4 separate regions of the Homo sapiens genome follow, and all the other regions are linked to region 4. A link is a loop called in an ENCODE intact Hi-C map of the cell type or tissue named here. Cell type or tissue: heart left ventricle. All regions are shown on one strand. Region 1 overlaps NEDD4L (NEDD4 like E3 ubiquitin protein ligase). Region 2 overlaps NEDD4L (NEDD4 like E3 ubiquitin protein ligase). Region 3 overlaps NEDD4L (NEDD4 like E3 ubiquitin protein ligase). Region 4 overlaps ALPK2 (alpha kinase 2).

Region 1 (5,000 bases), 94 kb before region 4:
TAGAGGCAGTTTTCTTTTTAAGAATCATGCCAGAGCCTGAGTCGAGCAGTATGCTTTCTTGGTTTTTGAGAGTAATTGTGTAATTGTAGAGGGAGAAATCCAATTCTAACCTAAGAACTGGGATTCTTCTGTCATCTTGTAAACCGTATATTGAAAAAAACAGAATGTCACTAAATGCATATTAAGTCAAGTATTGGAAAGTATAAAAGAAAAATCATTCTGACAATTTCTAAGCCAGAAGCAAACAAGAATTACTGAAATCTACCCCATGAATACTTGGAAGGCAGTAATTGTGAGTGACACCTCAGTTCATCAACCCCTTAATAATATCAGCTTAATTTTAATGACAACTAAATATGCTGAAGTGAGGATTTAGTATTTTTTAAAAAAGCAAAACAAGGTTCAGTAGTCCTCAGCAATTCTCCAAGTTTCTCTCTTTGCCTAAAATGGTCATAGATCTTGATTTCTCTGAATCGTGATGACCACACCCAGTCATCTTCACAGCATAATTGCAGGTGGCAGTAAAGAGAGTGTGCTGGGTAAGGAGCAGTTGCTGGGTCATTCCTTGGGCCCCGACCTGCCCGGGGAGTAGCCCTGGGGGAGAGAGGGCAGTGTTGCCTATCCCAGAGGTCCCAGCAGTCACACTGCTCTGCAGGCCGGGCTCTCTTTATAGCCAGAGAAATCACCTTAATGCAGTCTCTTTAGTTGTCTGCTGAAGCTGTAGTTATTATGGGCCACTTACATGAGGCTGAGAAGTACGTGCCGGAGCTCACACACTGCCTGTTGCGGTTCTCTTAACATCAGTTATCACAGCTGCCTGTGGGTCCCGGGTATTTCCATTCCTGCCCCTTGTTGGCCCGAGGAAGGATGTGGAAAGAGCACCTGGTGGGATGAAGGTCCAACAGCCTGTGCCTCTCCACTGCTGGCCCTGGAGCCGGCAGCAGTGAGGCATTCATTGTCTGTGTTGCGGTGTATTCCCAGCTTCAGTGCTCTTTTCCTTTTTGCCTGAAATGTTTATGCTTCTCTGCAGCCAGTCCTCTAACAAATCTCAAGAACAAAGGTAAGACACTTGGTTTTTGTTTCCAGGACCCTTCAGAAGGTGACATCAGATATTCCCTAAATTCAGACAATGAGGGATACAGAGCGACTTGGCATGTATTATTTCTCCCATGTAAGGACAAAGGGACAGATTATTATTGTTATTTCTGAGACAGAGTCTTGCTCTGTAGCTCAGGCTGGAGTGCAGTGGCTCAATCTCAGCTCACCACAACCTCTGCCTCCTGGCTTCAAGCGATTCTTCTGCCTCAGCCTCCCCGAATAGTTGGGATTACAGGCACCCACCACCACGCCTGGCTAATTTTTGTATTTTTAGTAGAGATGGTTTCACCATGCTGGCCAGGCTGGTCTTGAACTCCTGACCTCAGGTGATCCTCCCGCCTCAGCCTTCCAAAGTGCTGGGATTACAAGCATGAGCCACCGCACCCGGCCTCACAGTGACAGATTCTGAGAAACAGCATGCAAAACATTTGAACCATTTTCTACATCTCCCATTGTTGCATAGAGAGTGTGCACCGCTGCTATCTTGCCAGATCCACACTGGTCCTCCCGAAAGCCAGGTTCATACACAGCAACTTTTTAATTATTCTAACAGTTACCCATTAACAGTCGACTCCTGTATTTCTGAGAGTCTTGTACTCACCTCTGAAATTTAAAAACGTATAAAGAGAGCCTGGGTTAATCAGTTCTGCAGCCCCTACGTGACACTGTGCTAGTTCTCCTTCTTCTGTCTCCTCCTTACCCTGGCCCTGCACCCCTGTACTTAAGAGGGAGAGGTGGGAGGTGCTGTCTGGTATCATTTGCTGCCTCGCCAGTAGAGGGTGCCGCTGTGCAGGGTAACTGCCCGCCTGCTCCCTTCCTGACCTCCCCTGACCCCGAAGATCACTACCTCTGTCATTCAGGCATTGGGGTACATCCTGATAAGTCGTGTCAGAACTGCCAATTTCAGGACTGAGATGTGTTTTTAAAAAACAAATCCTTATAAACTCCACTTTGTACTTTAGATTTTAAAACTGGGGAAAAATGTGATATTCTTTGGACCACTTTTTTAATTTATATAAGCCTTAATGAACAGTGTCTATACATTTGCATACACACACCCCCACCCCAGAGTGTTCTCAGTATGTCAGAGAAAGTGCCACAGCATTAGGACGGGAGCTTGGAGAACGTTTTCTAGAAAAGGGTTAGCTTCCTGTTGGCATGAAATTTTCCAAGCAAACCTCATTAAACATCTGTTGTTTGTTAAAGATGTTCCACTGAAAGCAACGCATGTTTCAAAGGCACGTCTTTCCGTTCGTTGGTTTTCTGTGTGTAAGGAGTAGCATTGCTGTTGGCGCCTAACCTCGCGTGCACTGCATTCTCAACCCCGTACCAGTGCATCATCAGAAGCCTTCCTCGTGACCATAACTCTGTGTCTGCAGATATGTGTTCCCGTGTAAGCCAGTTTTCCCCTTTTACTCAGACTGATTTCACCTAGATTGTCACGGTTTCCTTCATGTTAACTTTGCGTGACTTTGTTCTTCCTTTACTACTCTGTATGTAATATATATACATATATACGTACATATGCTGTCCAAATATATTTGTATATATTTGTATAGCATTTTTACACCTTTATTGAGTAATCTGGTTTCGAAAGGAGGTGAGAGTTTAGTCCCTTCTGCAGTTTTCTCCAAGCTGTGTCCTGTGAATTTCAACCCTTGGAGCCTAAGAAAACCCTAGGAAGATGATGTTAATTTGCTGTCATTTCCTAATTCAGGATCTATCATCAAATGAAACATGAAAAAAACAGTGACTTTTAAGGTGAAAAGAGTTTCAAGCATTCCAAATAAATTATCAATGTTTCATAACTTTTTATTATAAACCCACCTCCTAATAGGAAGCCAAGTACTATTTGATACAGTGGTAAAAACCAAACTACCTTGAATTTTTTTAAGGCAACTTATGAATAATGCTCATTTTCACAGTCAGAATAGCTTTAAAATATGGTTGAATTTGATACACACAGGAAGTTTTCTTGAAGAACAATCCTTTCGCTTTTCTTTTTTCTTGAGAGATCTAAAGAGAAACTGTAGATTGTTTTCCTGACAGCAAAAGACTAATGTGACAAAATGAAGTCATTGTAAAGAAGCGATGCAACTTGTCAAATATTTAATAAAGAATTATGGAAGCTGGAACATTTTCTACATCAAGTGTTATGGGTTGTTTGATTTAAAGCTTCTTTGTGAATGCACCATCTTAATTGTTGTCAGAGGGGTTTAAATGCCTGCAGATTTATAGTATGTTCATTTCCTTCATCTCCCTAAAAGCGCCGCACTTTTAAAAACATTAAAGTCTGGCAGGGCACAGTGGCTCACGCCTGTAATCCCAGCACTTTGGGAGGCTGAGGTGGGCAGATCACTGAGGTTAGGCATTCAAGACCAGCCTGACCAACATGGTGAAACCCCATCTCTACTAAAAATACAAAAAATATATATATATATTAGCCAGACGTGGTGGCGCATGCCTGTAATGCCAGCTACTCAGGAGGCTGAGGCAGGAGAATCGCTTGAACCCGGGAGGCAGAGGTTTCAGTGAGCTGAGATTGTGCCATTGCATGCACTCCAGCCTGGGTGACAGAGCGAGATTCCGTTTCAAAAAAAAAAAAAAAGTCTGCCCAAAACACATGGCTTAAGCCTACTAAAAGGATGCACATTTATTCTTATCCGTCTGCTGTTTTGTTCTTTTATTAAACTTGAGAATTACTGATTTTACGTAACATTTGTATAATCCATGTTAGTCTGTTCCTCAAAAGGCATCCTTGTATACCTAGCCCTCAACTTGTGTGAGAGTTAATAAGACTCAATAATGAATCCCCAAGTTGCTTCTCAGAAAGGTGCTGTCAGAATCCCGACCGTGTGTCACTGCCCTGTGCAAAGCCGGTGGCATTTTTCCTCATGCCATTTCATTCCGCTCAGATCATCTCAGACTCCTGGAGAATTTTCCCTTTTTCTTTAGTACTGAGCTTCCTCTTGATGTGCTTAACCCATCCCCTCGGGGCAGAGGAGATAGCTAGCGGGGAAGCAGGACATCATTTAGTCTTTGGTTTCTTGCGGCTTGTCTTTTTCCATTAACAGTAGATGGCATCTTGCCAGAAAGCTGTCCGCAGCACTTGGAATTCCTGCCGCCTCCTCCAGGGTTATGAGTACACATGAGAGGCACAATTGGACAGAGTCACTGTGAATATTTATATGTTCTTTCTTAAAACCACACATGGTGGAACGAATTACATCAATGACACAGTTGCTAGATTAATACGCTTTTAACCTGCTCTGAAGTCCAAGACTCATTAGGCACTTGTGAGATGGTGAAGCCCCTGGTAAAAGTGTTTGCGGTGAGCATGGGTATCCTGAATTCTGACACTAGCTTTCTCGGGGTTGGCTCTCAGAGCCATGTTCAAAGGGGTTCCTGAGGTAAGAACGCAGAAGCCTCTTTCTGGGAGAGAACACTTCTCAAAACAGCTTCCAGAGAGCTCAGGCTGTAGAATCTCTGAGGAATCATTTATAGGACTTGAACTGGGCTGGAAAAAATTTGAGCATGAGTTTACTTAAGACCCAAGACACAGTCCTTGGTAAGTAGGCCGCAGTGCCCAGATGTGACCCAGTGGGGACTCAAGAGGGCAAGAAGGGAGAGTCCCTGTTGGGAACCTTTTAGGGCTGACCTTAGGCCAGACTGGGAAAAAGGTCAGTCTCCCCAATTAGCCTGTTGCTGTGTTCCTTCCTGCCCAGCCCACTTCACAGTGCCCCGTGCTGCTCATGTGCCTCCTCCCCTTTCCTCTGCAAAGTTCCCAGCTGGGCTGCAAGTCTCGGGTACCTGCAGTGTTGACAGCGCAGAGCCCTCCCGTCACCTCCAGGCAGAGTGGCCCTCACTTCACAGGGGCCTCCTGGGGACAAGGCGTCCTGAGC
Region 2 (5,000 bases), 310 kb before region 4:
GAAAAATAATGATGAATTAAATGCATACAAACAGATGCAGACATAATTTAGATGAGTGTATTGCAATTAAAATATTGCCCACTTTCGCTACGGAATATTCGTTGGACTTATGACCTTAGTGTAAGTAATGTTTAATAAGGAATCTGCAATGTGTAACTCCTCCGTAAATTATTAAAAGGATTGGCATTCCTACTGTATAATATCAACACAAGGGATAGAAAATATGCCTGGATTCTTAATGAATGTGTGCTAACGTTCCTTCTGGCATAGGAATGTGTAGTAAATACACTTCAAGGGTTGTTCGCATTTTTATCCGTCATTGTTATAGGCATGTTATTGTGTGTCTCCTATTGAAGAACTGATTGATCATTGTTTTAAGCTTCTGTGACTTTTAGATGCTTAAAACTAGGCGTTCATGGTAGGAAAGTAGAGAAACATGTGGAAGAAATACTGCGTTTCAAGTTTGGGAGTGGCTGGTAGAAAAATCAAACTAGGCTAGTCTTACAGCTTTATCGCAGTTTTGTTTTTTTTCCTAGTAGGAAAATGATAGTATTGGTTGTATATTAAAACACTCTCTCTGACACTGACTTGAATCACGTGCGAGTTCATTGAGAACAGGGATTTTAACTTGGTTAGGTGATTTTAAACATTATTTAGCAAATCTGGAAAACAAAAGAGAAATTTTCAAATATCTTTCTTCCACGGTGGTGTACTGGCTCTCTGGAGTGTGATTTCATCTTCTCTTATTATTGCATATGTAGTCAAGCCATCATGTTCTTGAAGTGAGACTTCACCCACTAGTGGGGCCGTATAATTCAGGATCTTTTGTTTGTCCTTACATAGTTTCTTGGCCTGGAATGTCAAAATATCAGAAACTGTTCTTTCTCTGGAATCATCTGTCTCCGTGATGGCCTCGCCATCTGTACAGTCATCCAAGCTAGGGACCAAAGAGTCGTCCTTTACTCTCTCATCCTTCCGGCTGCTGTGTCTGGCTTTCAGTGTTTGTGTAGAGCAGGGGTCTCCAACTCCTGTGGCGTGTTAGGAAGTGGGCCGCACAGCAGGAGGTGAGCCATGGGTAGGCGGGCAAAACTTCCTCTATTTACAGCTGCTCCCCATCATTCGCATTGCTGCCTGAGCTCCGCTGCCTCTCGGATCAGCCACCAGCATTAGATTCTCATAGGACCATGAACCCTATTGTGGAACTTTGCATGTGAGGGATCTAGGTTGCACACTCCTTATGAGAATCTAACGCCTGATGATCCGTCACTGTCCCCCATCACCCCTAGATGGGACCATCTAGTTGCAGGAAAACAAGCTCGGGGCTCCTACTGATTCTATATTATGAAGAGTTGTATAATTATTTCATCATCTATTACAATGTAATAATAATAGAAATAAAGTGCACCATAAATGTAATGCCCTTGAATCATCTCCAAACCATCCACCCCACTCCTCCAACCCCCAAACCAGCCTGGAGAAAAATTGTCTTCCACAAAACCAGTCCCTGGTGCCAAAAAAGTTGGGGACCGTTGGTGTAGAGGACTCCTCAAGCAGCGTCCATATCTGCCCTATTCTCTCTATTCCTCCACCTAGGTATAGAATTCTATCTCTAAGACACAGACAGACCATGTTCCTGCCTGGGCAAACACTTCGGTGACTGTGCATTGCCCTGGGTGAACGGGGGCACAGAGGTCTTTGTGACGCCCTGCAACGCATCCCTCTCCGAGCCGCGGTGCGCTCTTCCTCCTCTGTGCCTTGCCGGTGCCCAGAACCACCCCCTTCTCCCTCTTTGCACAAGTGCCTTGCTCTCTCCTTTCTCAGGCCAGTGCTGCTGATCTGTCTGTGTGACCCGGGTGCACAGTCCTTGGCTCTGTGCCTGGCCCTGTGCAGGTCTCTGTGGTGGCACTTAGCACATGGCGCTAAGATTCTCCCTGATAGGCCTTCAGCGCCGCAAGGGCCAGCACCGAGTCCTGCACATCCTGCTCTAGTCCCACATCGGCCCAGGGGCGTTGAGCTGAGGACAGCTCCCTACCCCCTTTCTGTGCTTGGCCGACTCCAGCGCCCGTTCTTCTGCCCCTCCTTGGCTCTGCCTCCCCACCCCTTGGCTGAATCTCTCCTCCTTTCGTGCTTGTTCTCCAGGTGACTTATTCAGGTCCATATTTTCATTACCCTTGCATTTCATTAATTTTCTCATTTATTTTATTCTGTAGGTTTAGGACATTCTTTAAAACATGCAGGTTCTGAATTTTAATAATATAAAAGTCCTCTGTGAGTGCCCATCACATTGCTTTTCTGTCCTCCCTACATTAAAGTTAGCACTGATGCCTTTATGTTTAAGGAAAGCCTCCTGCAGAGGGGCTCTGCCCATGTAAGTTCATTAGAAGGCAGGTGTACAGCCTCTGTCACCTGAAGACCTCTTAACTGTCTATTCCTTCTCTGGTCTATCGAGGTGTATTGGGGGGGTTACAGCACCCTCTGGTGGCCATATTGTCAGGTGCATTTTTGTTCTAGCCAAATAAAATGATAACACAAATCGAATAGTCGATTGGAGTTCTTTTTCAGAGGACATCGTTAATTCACATTTTGTGTGTTTCAGCAGGTATTTAAGCCATTCTCGAATAGTGACACTTATGCAGAGGAGAGAATGATTTTATTTAAGTAATTTCTACTTTTTACATAGCTAGTTTTAAAGTAGATAATACATAGTCTTAAACTTTATTTCCCCTTTATTTCTTTCTTTTCTGTTAGAGAATTTCTTAAACTTGTAGAATTATCCAAATAAAATGCCAGTCACTAAAAAGGAATAATTAACCAATAGTGGGAAAAAATTAAATTCTTCAAATGAAGAGTACTGTATTCATTTCATATGGTCCCAGAGATAAAATGTTTAGGATTCATTTTTAGTTTTAAATGTTTATGAATCAGAGCTTCAACACTCTTCCAGGTTTCTTTAAGAAAGGAATTTGTCTATCTACGGATTAATTAATTAGCAGAGCCTCTCTGTGTCACCAAGACTGGAGTGCAGTGGTGCGGCTGTAGCTCACTACAGCCTTGAACTCTTGGGCTCAGGCAACCTTCCCACGTTAGACTCCCAAATAGCTAGACCATGGTGCATGCAACCATGCCCAGCTAATTTTTTTTTTCAATTTTTCTGTAGATACAGGGATCTCGCTATATTGCCCAGGCTGGTCTTGAACTCCTGAAGGCCTCAAGCGATCCTCCTGTCGTGGCCTAAGAAAGGAATTCCTCATATAGAAAAATATTGTTATATAAATAGTTGCCTATATCCATGCTGTTTATGGTAACAGCTAAGGTTCATCTCAAAAGTATTTGTATTTGGCTTTGGAATAAAAAGAAATTTCCCCTTTCATAGGGTTCTGAGATTGTAGGAGTTTTTAGTATTTCAAAAAGTTAATGGAACAATCTGTGATGTGAAAGAGACTCAGAAGAGGCTAGAGAGGTCTTTAACACATTTTTTTTTTGTATTGTTATCCCTTCCCTATAGCTAACTTTGTAGATGACATTGTTTTTCAGACTGATGATTGTGACCCTCAACCATGGCAGCAACAATTTTTAATTTAAATTTTTTAAAATGCAAGGTTGGGTGATTTTCTCTCTGGATGCTTGAGTTTTGTTTTTGATAAAAATTCTACCAGGGGCAGGGGAAAGAGTCCATTAAGTCTTGGTGCAAGAAACCTGGGCAGATTGCCTAAGTGGATATGCATAGCAAAGAACTGAAAACAGAGTAGGGGGTGCTGAAAACACCCACAGAGGAAAATGCGGGGCGGGGGGTGAATGCATCTGCTCATTTTGTAATAAAGTCCTTCCTTTCCTTTAACATCTCTTAATGTTACAAATACCAACAAAAACCATGCATGTCTTCAGTGGGACAGAAAATGAGGGAGGCATTTAGGGAGAAAAAAGTGTCAGTTGAGATGATGTTAAAATAAAGTTTATTTTCTTTGCAGTTGCAGACATTAAGATTTATTCTCTGGGCTGTTAGGACAGTTCCTGCAGCTCTCTGTGGTGACCTGAGCATTGATACCTTTTTTTTTTTTTTTTTTTTTTGAGATGGAATCTTCCTCTGTCTCCCAGGCTGGAGTGCAGAGGCGCAACCTCAGTTCACTGCAACCTCAGCCTCCCAGGTAGCTGGGACTACAGGCACCTGCCACCACACCCAGCTAATTTTTGTATTTTTAGTAGAGATGGAGTTTCACCATGTTGCCCAGAGTGGTCTCAAACTCCTGTCCTCAAGTGATCTACCCACCTTGGCCTCCCAAAGTGCTGGGATTACAGGCGTGAGCCACTGCGCCTGGCCTGTGCCTTGGTTTCTCAGATATTTCTGCCCCTGTAGTGTTCTATGCACTATGCAGGGAGGTCCTGACTGCTCAGAGCTTAAATTCTGCATTCCTTTATTTTAAGTGTTTGGCCAACTGCAGAGGAAGGTACCTTGAAAGATACTCCCTCTCCTCCCTCACTGCTGGGTCCCCTGTCATAGGAGACCTGGCCTGAGGAGGCTTCTTCCTGGTAACCTGGGTTGTCACTGGGACCACATCTTCCCATAAGAATAATGCTTCAGGTTGTATGGGAGAAGTGTCTGACAGCAGTAACTTCAGCACACCCTGAGAATGGCCCTTATGGCAGACACACCGGACAGCAGTCACTGAAGAAATGAGGGTTGCCACATGGAGGTTGCTGGGAGGAGGGTGCTAAGTGAAGGTGCTGTATAAGCTGCATGCTTTTTACAAGCAGTTGAAGTTCTGCTGTCCAGCCCAGAGCCACTGGGCCACCCTATAAATAAGTTCCTCCAAATAAACCCTGTGCCTTGTTTGTTAGCTCTGGGTCTCTTCTTTGGCTTCTTCAACTTGGTGCTGTCCCTGTTGAAGTTAATACGGGTTTGGCACAACACAGGAGTAGACGGTTACCTGTACCCTGCCAGCTGTCCTTGCTACAAACATTTGCCCAGAGAGTGGCATTTGTGCCGGTTCTTAAAGTGTTTC
Region 3 (5,000 bases), 150 kb before region 4:
TCGCAGCCACCTCCTCTCTCTGATCAGTCGTTGTGTTGGTAGTGAAGGGTGTTCTTGTGCAGCCTTTCTACCTGCTTCTCTGTCTCGCCCAGTTAACATTCCTGGACTCTCTCACCTGATTCTCATTCTCATTTGGCTAAGGCCGTGGTGACTTGTGCTGGACGTGGGCACTCTCTTTTCAGGACTTCCACCGTTCTTGTTGTGTTTCGCTTCTTTTTGCCTGTTACCTCATTAGAATTGCGTAATCCCTCTTTCAAATACCAAGTGCTGATATTGAGTTTTTAAACATAGCTATTGCTTTGATCATTTGTTTTTCTTTCGACTGTAGGGTCTTTCATTCTATGGGCATACATGTTTCTGATGCATATTTGCATCTCTGCATCATGGCTGGGCATCTGCTTGTGCTCTCTGTCGTGTTTGTGTTGTTTTGGTGCCATCCTTTAACATCACAAATGTCAGAGTTAGAGAAGCCAAAGAGCAAATGTTTGAGGTCCTAAGCTTGACTGTGTCTTAGAGACAGCTGTGGGCTTCTCCACGCCCTGGGTCCAGATGCTGATAAGTGGGAATGGATGCTGTCTCTTCCACACTCTGATATGAATGTCATGGGTAACAACTGTGAGATTCCAGATCGTTGTATTTATTGATGTAGCTTTTTTCCTTTTTGTGCTCTAAAACTTGCCAATCTGTTCTTCATTAGACTGTGAGCTCATTAAGAGCAAGGGCACATTTTTCTCCACTCTGTAAAATCTCCATCCATAATGCTTAGTACAGAACAGTATTTTTGGTACATACTGAGTAGCTACCAAAGGATGGTGGTTATAAGTACTTAATATTGTTGTGTGTTTATCCAACAGAGAAAATGTAAAGTTAGATTGATTTAAAAGTAAATGAATGACAGAAAACAGGTTTTGGGGATCTTCCCTCTTGTCCATCTCCAAAGAGAAGCCTTCTGCAATACCCAGGTACATTTTGGCACATTGGAATCGCACATGCTAAAGAGTTCTAATCCTCATTGTTATTCTTTAGGGTGCCAAGGACTCACCCGTACGTCGGGCTGTGAAAGACACCCTTTCCAACCCACAGTCCCCACAGCCATCACCTTACAACTCCCCCAAACCACAACACAAAGTCACACAGAGCTTCTTGCCACCCGGCTGGGAAATGAGGATAGCGCCAAACGGCCGGCCCTTCTTCATTGATCATAACACAAAGACTACAACCTGGGTAAGGCTGCTGCTTTTATTTGGCTCCATTTTCATCATGAAGTCTGGCATTAATTCCTTGATTTCCTTAGTGTTTGTAGTTCTTGCAGAGGAATTGGATTGACTGTAAAGGGTGTCTCCAGAGGGTCTCCTCAGCCTGCATCTGGCCCCTGCATAAATGGGCGGGTGGGAGTGGGTGGGCACAGGCTGGTAGCTGTCTTTGGTATTGGTGCTGGGACTGCCTTTTCTCCTGGGAAGCTCTAGTTTAGACAGTTCACCGTGCTGGATGGAAAGGTATTGCTCTGTGCTGTTAAGATTTTGTTAATTGATCCCGTCTCACAAAGTAATCTCACTAGGAGTTATAATCATTTTCAAATAATTTTTTCTTTTGTCAGTTTCTTCTTGCACTTTCATTGGCATTACCCACCTTCTTTTGATTTGTCGCTTTAGTTTTTACCGTTCACATCAGATCAGTATTCACACATCTGAGGTACATTTTCATGCCCTTGATCATGGGGTAGGGGATGTACTGAGTGACTTTGGTTGTAGATCTGATAGCTCCTTTTTGTGATCATTTTGTCAAAATTGATTTTTCTTACCATGCAACTCTTTCATGTACTCCTGAATTGTACCCAAGAAAGAATCTGTACATTGTATTATCTTGAGCAAAATGAGATTAATCAAAGGCAAATATGCATATCTTTGTATTTCTGTGTCAGTTCTTTATTTCTTTAGCCGAATCGGTGGCTTTTTCAGTGTAGTATATGATTCTTTTAAAAGTCAGTTGGTATTTTCCTGCTATATAATCTCTATACCTGTAATTACACTGAAACCGGTTCCCGTATTTCTGGCTATTTTTGATGCTGCAGATGGTTTTTCTTCCGGTTATGTCCCCATCGAATTGTCTAGCTAGAGTTAACTCAGAGTTTAACTTGGTCCTACTATTATCTGTGCTACTTGCTCAAAACTGATGTTATGGGAATGCTGGTTGAGTTTTGGTGATTGTTATTGGCCCTAGCTCTTCGGTCTTGGACCAACAATAAACATACACCATTAATTCCCATTTCTAGTGATGGACATTAAGTGTGTCCATTTGATAGACCAGCAGCCTTATATTCAAGAACAAGCCCTGCTCAAGGGGATTTGGGCTGTCATTTTATGCCTTGCCCATTGTGTGGTATCAGTTCAGTCCAGCAGGTCTAGAGGGCGTGCTCCTAGAATCCTTTGAACCGTGGGACATTGTGTCTTCAAGGGCATTCTTGGCATTTGGGGCAGGGACATTTGTGCCTTCAGTTGCAGACTATTTAACAAACTTGGCTTCTGCTACCAGGTGCTAATGGTCACCATTACCCCCACCCCAACATAGTGATGACCAGAAATGCCCTACACATTTCAAAACAGCCCTAAGTGAGAACCACTCTAAGAGCTCTTTCTATTTTGAAGTAAGGGAATGGCCTGCCAAGAGAATTTCTCATTTAGATCTGGTAACATTCATTTGGTAAACTGATAACTGCTTCTAAGGCATATAATAACATGTAGGTTTGACTCCCCTACTAGTCTGAAGATAATGTTACAGATTTGCAAGCAAGCCAAGAGTAAGAGACGGGCAGCTCGTTGGAAAATATAGTAATGGAGTTCTTTTTTTTTATGTCTTTTTACTTATTACCATGGAACCCCTGGCTGTCCTGCCAGTGTTCTCATTTACTATAGCACTGCTGTAATTTCAAGTCCTTAGCCAGAAACAGGCTCCAGAAATAAGGGCTAACGAATATAAAAGTAGATGGATTAGTGTAAGGAGCCACTGTGGCTTGCCAACATAAGCTATGATTTTAGTAATTTTAACTAGCTTGGTAATCAAATCCCCTAACCTTTTCACAGCCTTTCAAGCCACAACAACAGTGTAATTGCAGCTGGGCAGATTGTATTTTAAATTAAACAGCACTCGCTTTATTTATTGCTTGCAACATTGCTGAATGAAACCCATTTTTACTTTCCAGTTGCGCCTGTTTACCCAGATACTTGTTATTGACTAATTTACTGATTTAAAATCATAATCTGTTAGAACAACGTTTTGTTGCTGCTGCTAGTGTGGGAAATCCTCAAGGTAACAACTGGAAATTCCACAAGCTACTCCCCTTCTTAAGCGAATTCAGATGTGCTGACACAGCTGCGCTATCGCTTCTAAACAAAGGCCTAGGCAGGATTTTCCCTGCGGAAGACACACTCTAAATTGCCTGTTCATTTTGACAAAAGATGAAGAGCCGGAGGGAAGCATGAAGATAATTTGCAACTTAAAAATCTGTTTTGAGTTGGTTTTAGGGTTTGCTTTGTTTTTTATTTTTGAAAGAAGAAGAGAACAAATGAGAGAACAGCATAGCTATTCTTAGATTTGAGCATTAGAATAGAAAAAGGAAAAAAACTGGTAGGACAGGTTGAAAATGATGAAAATAACACTCCTTCCCCCATCGGCCTGGGCACTGTTGATTCTTACACCAACCAGAAGCCTGAAAAGTATCAGGACATTTCCCCTCTATACATTGAGAAATTAAAAAATTTATTGAAATATGTCATGAAAGATGACCTTTTACACACACACAGATACTGAAGGCAGTATGCCATCAGTATTTGGATAAAGTTTGGCCTCATTCTCTTTTTTTTAATTATTATTTTTTTTGTTTTTGAGACGGAGTCTCACTCTTGCCCAGGCTGGAGTGTAATGGCACAATCTCAGCTCAGTGCAACCTCTGTCTCCCGGGTTCATGCGATTCTCTTGCCTCAGCCTCCTGAGTAGCTGGGATTACAGGCACATGCCACCACACCAGCTAATTTTTGTTGTTTTTTGTTTTTTGTTTTTTTTAGCACAGACAGGGTTTCACCATGTTGGCTAGGCTGGTCTCGAACTCCTGACCTCAAGTGATCCTGCCGCTTCGGCCTCCCAAAGTGCTGGGATTATGGGCATGAGACACCCTGCCAGGCCAAGTTTAGCTTCATTCAAAGAAAGAAAGAAAGATTGGCTTTGTTCCCCGCCTGGGTCAGGCCTTTCAGGGAATGCATGCTGGAGACCAGGGGCTTGGGAGGGATGTACCAAGGAGGGATGTTCCATCCTCAGCAGCTCAGAGCACGTGTATACGGGTTGAGTATCCCTAGTTTAAAGATTCAAAATCCAAAATGATCCAAAGTCTGAAACCTTGTAAGCACTGACATGACACTCAAGCAATAAATGCTTATTGGAGCATTTCAGATTCTCAGATTAGGGATGCTGAAGTGGTAAGTATAACTGCAAATATTTTGAAATTCAAAGCCCCTCTGGTCCCCAAGCATTATGGGTGAGGGATGTTCAACGCATATTAGTATATTTGTGCCTTTCACAGGATGAAGCATGGGCTTGCTTTTGTAGCAAGAAAGATTACACCCTAGTTAAGTTGCAGGTTTGTTTTCCATCCAAGTTCAAACTAATGAAACTTATTACTCTAGGTGTGGTTGCTGGTCTCTTCCAGGATGGAAAAGATAAAGAAAAAAGGCACTTTTTTTTAATCCCTGTGTTTTATATATTTTGAATTAGGAAAGCCCTTTTTAAAAAGATACTGCTCTTTGCATCCTGTTTAAAAACACTTTGAACTTGATGGAGGGAAGCAATTTTATATTACACATGAAAGAGTTCCCGTTATGAAACTGAAGAAAGGAAGAAACAACCAGGCACACTTTATGCGTTGGATCATTTATTTTCATTGCATCAGAGCCCTCGTTAGTATTCCACTTTCTCATCAGCTCTGAAGTTGTCCATAACTAATAGAGAGC
Region 4 (5,000 bases):
CAGGGCCACAGGGCAGGTAATTGAGGTGAGGGAGAAGCGCGTCAGCATTCCCACTAGGTACAGGCTTTTTGAGAATTCACCATTCAGAGGAGCAGCTGGGCTGACGCCCTGGGTGGCAGTGAGGGTGGATAGAGGCAAAGCCACATTTCCAGTGTGCTCCAAGTTGCACAGCGAGGGCTGCAGGGCCTTCCGTATTGACAAACTCTGAATCCTCACGAGGGGTGCTCACCACTCTGGAACATCACTCCGCCGTTAGTCCCTCATTGTTTTCCCACAGGCTCCTTCCCCTCTGCCTTCAAACAGGCAAGGTCTCTTTAGACACACACACACACACAACACACAGAGGCAGACACAAAAAGACACAGACACAGATATACACACAGACACACATGCACACACATACACAGGGACACAGACACAGAAACAAAGACAAAGACACGCACACAGACATATATACGCGCACACACACACGCACACATTCCCCACACCTCCTTTTCTGGCTACCTTCTAGACTTTTCCTTGTCTTTAGTCGACAAACTTGTTTAGTTGCTGGCATCTTGGCAGCACATTCCCTCTCTGATCTGTCATGAGGCTCCCACCTGGTGACACTACATTGGCTTAGACCTTCCTGAAGGCAGTGATAACCTTTTTCTTGTCTATTCTGGTCTTCACCCCATGCTGTCCACTCAGGCTCTGTCACCCCAACCCTCTCAGCCATCCCTGTACCTGCCTCGTGCTTCTGTCTCCTACTGGCCACCAGTCTGTCCTGCAGGGGTGATCTCGAATCTACCAGACTTCTCTAGACGTTCTCTCTGTTCAGATTCATCTCTGAAGCTGGATGACAAGCGATGCAGCACCTGTCCCTGAGTCCTCAGGTCCTGGGGAATGGACTGGGCAGAGGGACAACTAGGGAATAGGGTCAGGAGTGGGAGGAACCCATGGATCCCAATTCCAGACATTTCAACAGAACTGTCCTTTGTAAGACTTCTGGGTAGAGGCCAGGATACTGCTGTGCTAGTCCCTCCATGGAGGGGGCATGTCCTGGCTGGCTCTGTTGGGCCTGGGAGACTCCCCCATACACTGAGAGCACTGCTATAGTAGGGTCTGCCTTGCCAAAAACTGCGAAAATCACCACTGTTCCCTTCAGACTTCCCTCCAGCCTCCAAACTTCCTTAATGGCAAAGACTGGCCACATAAATCAGCCAGCGGGCCAGCCAGCCCTACTACAGAATGGGCTGACCGGATGAAGATGGGATGCAGGTGGCCTTCCAGGACAGATGACCCTGTGGCAGGCGGGGACAGGAGCTATCTGGGGCATAAAATTGCCTTTCTCAAGCTGACAGGCCTGTGAGATTGGTCCGCTGATGCCTGGCATTGGGGACTCAGCTGAAATGTTTGGTGTTCTATAGTGACATGGCCCTGCTATGAGACACTTTAAAGGCATCAGGAATTCTGTTCCAATGTCCCTTTGTTTCCTCTCCTGGCAGACTCATGCATTGCTTTAAATAGTCTGCCTGGAGTCACCACTCATGCACATAAGCCTATTCTCGGGGCGTGTTTCTTCGGATTAGATTGTTTCTTCCCACCTCCAAGTTTGTTTTGGCGCTTCCTCTCCAGGTACGGTGGTGGCTCGGCCTTGTGACTGGGCAAAGCATCCCAGGTGGCTGCCGTCCCCTCCATCTGCTTGTGGGCATTGAAGGCAGAGCCTTTCTTTTGGAACTCAGCTTGGCCGAGTGTGGGAGTCTATTTTGATCTTTTCTCCTGTTCATGGCCAGGACCAGAGCTAGGCACGCAGACCCCAATGGAGCCTGCTTTCTCAAGGCAACTGTCCTCCTGCTACATGAATGAATCATCCAGGCTTCTGTCCAGGGTCTCGGGAATTTGGCTTCCATGTCAGGGACGCTTGACACAAGCCACACATCCTTAAGCCTCGTCGTTCCTTCCTCCGAGGGTAGAAAGATGCAAGGCTGGCTGGCAGCCACTGCGAGGGGTGTCCTTTACGGCTGTCCATATTAATCTTATTTTGGTCTAATGCTTACTGCCAGGGAAGAAATCTGCTAATGGTACTTTTCTTTGTTTTATTTCAATCTGGCAACAGGAAATTGGCTTTTTAGGGGAGACTACAAAGGGCAAAGTATTGGTTCTGGTGCCCTCTGGTGGTTGAACTGCAATCTCGTCGCCTCCCCGGGAACTCCCCGACTGGCTGGAGAGAAGCATGAGTTTGCAGTTCGGCTCCACTGCACGCATGGCTTTAGATCGGTCTGGAGTTGGTTAGGTTACGTTTCCAAATCTCCAGTTATAAAATTAGGCCTTTTTTCCTTGTGTAATTTCCAATTAGAAATTTGTTCAACGGGTTAGTATCTTGGGTCTATCTAGAAAATGGATTACTGGATGTCAAAACAATCTTACTTGCCATACTTTGTAACCTGAAATTTTTGTACTCAACATTTGCCAAAAGATTGAGGTGGCTGAGGCACAGGGGATGTGTTTCCAGACATAATTATATCTCTGGCTCCCAAGAGAAATATGACATACTCCTGTTAAAAGGAACATACAATGAAGTAAAGTTGAATTAAAATGAGTAAGTCATGACAATTCTCTATTTTATTTTATGAGATTAGAGTAATTACTCCTGAAATAGGATCATAGCCTTTGACTTCATTGAACAAGACAGCAAAACAGGTTGCATGACTGGGGTGTCAGCAGCCAAATATATGGTCCTGATTGAGACATATGGGAATTTTTTTTTTTAAATGACACACGGAGCACTGCTTCTTATGGTGGTGCTGTTCCCCCAGCTGAACCCTGCCAGGTACCAGCCCCCCCATAGAACTTGCGACTCTCCCTTTGCATCATGAATGAACTAAGCTCACTCACAGTTGCTTGCTAAGAATCAAGAGAACTTGCTCGATCAACCCTTATTCCTCCATCTTCTCTCCTGCTGTCTGCAGTCTGCGATGCTCGCCTTCCTTTCTTCCCCAGCTCATTTGCCTCCCACCTGGACTTTCCTGTCTGCAGAGTGCCCTTGAACTTGAGCCCTTTCCAAGTCTGTCCTCATGAGTTATCTCCCTTTTGCAGCTTTGACATTCACTGGAGAACTTTTTCAATTGTGCCTCGCCTCCCAGCATTGAGGATCTGCCGTTCACTTTGGGGTGCTGACTTCAAGCAGGAAAGACTTCTTGACTCCTGCCAGCAAGCAGGCTGCCCCATGCCCCATGCCCCATGCCCCATGCCTCCTCACCTGTGAAGTGAGGAGGTCGGGCTTGATCACTGGTTTCCACTCCAGAGGGGTTCCCAGGAGCCTCTAAAGAGGTCTCTCAACCACCTCTTATGCTCTGTTTGGAGAAGTTTTACCTTTTCATCAGTTTTTCAAACTGTGATTGTAAGATATATTTCTTTTGGGAAAAAGACTGTGGCTTAAAAAGGTAACGTTTAAAGAAAAGTTTTTAAAAAACAAAAGACAAGAAGATCTAATATCCCTGCCAAAGCTCTCAAACACTTCAGAATCTCCTCCTCTCCCAGCTCCTGCTCCCTGGCCTCTCCTTGGGTGGGAAGGCAATGAGTAAGTAATACTTTATAGACAGCATTCTGCACTGGGCTCCAGCCGTCAGTGCTTCTAATGGGTCTTGGGCAGCTGTCCCGGGCCAGATAAGTCACATTAAAGCTGAGAACAAAACCAAAGGATTGGATTTCTTTTTAAATCAGGAGGGGAAAAAATGTACCACTTGAAGCTCCCAGTCGGTCTGGGTTCCTGGAAGCTGTTGACTTGAATTTAAAAGATGTCTTCAATAATCATGACCATCTTCATTTTTGAAACTTCTTGGGCAGGTTTCTTCTTTGTTTTGGTAGAGAGTTGTTCTAAATAACAGCACGAAATTTGCCTACTCTGGTGTCAGGCTAAGACATGAGGAGCGAAGGGAAACTAATATTTATCTAGCTCACTTCCAGTTTCAGGGGCTAGGTGTAGATTAACTGGGGGAATACTCAGGGCAAGCCGGAGTGTCCCCATGCTGTACATCACTGACTTTAAGAACTTAGTCACATGCCCACAGTCACACAGCTGGTATGACGAGAAGCCAGGATTCAAACTAGGGCTGGCGGATGCTTGCATCTGCAAGGTTCTGCAGAACACATGGAGCCTGGAAAGGAAGGCTCCGTTTGGAAAATCCTTCTGGGGTCCAGAAGCCTCCATAAATAGGGCACCATATAATTTATCTTCTAAATGGGTACACTTGTTCAGGATCAATGCTAAAGCGTATGGGATGTGAGGACATCAGGCATAAAATGGTACCATCATGGGGAAACTGCAATAGACGTTCATCCCCCTCATCAGGTAGGCTAGGCAAATTCCTACGATGCCAAGAAGCGAGGCTACTATCAGGAGAAATGGAAGCAGCAGCATCAGGGTATGAACTGGGTCTCGCTCTAAATCCCTCGTTCCTTCCTCCCCACTACATCATAATCCCTCCTAATGCGCTGTCTTCACAAGCCCAAGAACATACCCAATTCCCTGAAGTGTATGCCAGCCAGGTCTCTGGTGAGCACAGGGGAGAAGCCTGGAGACAGTTCCAACATAAAACTTCATCATCACTGAGCCATCCCAGGGAAAAGGTCCAAACCGCATTCTGGTTCTAAAACCCAACTGGAAGCTTTGTGCAATCGGCGAGAACTTCATGAATCAGACTTACTGACCTGGAGGTTAAAAGAAAGAGCGATCCCCTTCCTACTTTTTCAGATTCCTCTACTTCTCTCTGTCCTTTATTGAAGCTGAAAATTAGCATATTTGTTGGATCGTGGCTGACACTGATGGTCTGAAGTAACCAGAAAGCTCCCACGGATAAGTTGTTCTCAGCCTTGGGAAAGGAAGCTGGATTCATCCCACCACTTTATTTTCTGTGTTTCTGATGCTTTGACATCTTGTGCCTTACTGGCCCTGGAGAGACTTTACTCCTCTCAGGGCTGCCATATTCCTAGAGAGAGTAAATGATCACCTTCCAGAG

What was found. Hi-C counts contacts between places; a loop is a spot of excess contacts. Peaks named below come from ENCODE experiments on the same cell type or tissue, not always from the same donor. Only the 100,000 strongest peaks of a DNase experiment are listed, where the experiment ranks them.
Region 1: a loop joins it to region 4, with 6 times the contacts of the local background. A loop is called at or near these places in 60 of 110 quality-filtered maps.
Region 2: it touches region 4 in a loop (2.6-fold over the local background); 20 of 110 quality-filtered maps call a loop at or near these places.
Region 3: it touches region 4 in a loop (2.6-fold over the local background); 11 of 110 quality-filtered maps call a loop at or near these places.

The regions. Positions count from the first base shown.
Region 1 is chr18:58,398,298-58,403,297 of GRCh38, forward strand. It overlaps NEDD4L (NEDD4 like E3 ubiquitin protein ligase), which reads left to right. Exons shown (of 31, transcript NM_001144967.3): 31 at 1-3,242. Among named protein-coding and RNA genes, the nearest start is that of MIR122HG, 45 kb to the right of the region's middle. In heart left ventricle, a CTCF peak has its summit at 1,880 (motif pointing right); no DNase peak of the experiment used is centred here.
Region 2 is chr18:58,178,464-58,183,463 of GRCh38, forward strand. All of the region lies in intron 2 of NEDD4L (NEDD4 like E3 ubiquitin protein ligase), which reads left to right. Among named protein-coding and RNA genes, the nearest start is that of NEDD4L, 140 kb to the left of the region's middle. In heart left ventricle, a CTCF peak has its summit at 2,477 (motif pointing left); no DNase peak of the experiment used is centred here.
Region 3 is chr18:58,341,880-58,346,879 of GRCh38, forward strand. It overlaps NEDD4L (NEDD4 like E3 ubiquitin protein ligase), which reads left to right. Exons shown (of 31, transcript NM_001144967.3): 16 at 1,027-1,224. Among named protein-coding and RNA genes, the nearest start is that of MIR122HG, 100 kb to the right of the region's middle. RefSeq lists a silencer at 3,238-3,532. In heart left ventricle, no CTCF peak of the experiment used is centred here; no DNase peak of the experiment used is centred here; H3K27ac peaks cover 281 bases.
Region 4 is chr18:58,491,829-58,496,828 of GRCh38, forward strand. The region is part of intron 12 of ALPK2 (alpha kinase 2); the gene reads right to left. Among named protein-coding and RNA genes, the nearest start is that of MIR3591, 43 kb to the left of the region's middle. RefSeq lists enhancers at 1,363-1,864, 1,865-2,364 and a silencer at 2,141-2,190. In heart left ventricle, CTCF peaks have their summits at 2,150 (motif pointing left) and 2,352; a DNase peak (open chromatin) is centred at 2,193; H3K4me3 peaks cover 414 bases; H3K27ac peaks cover 1,090 bases.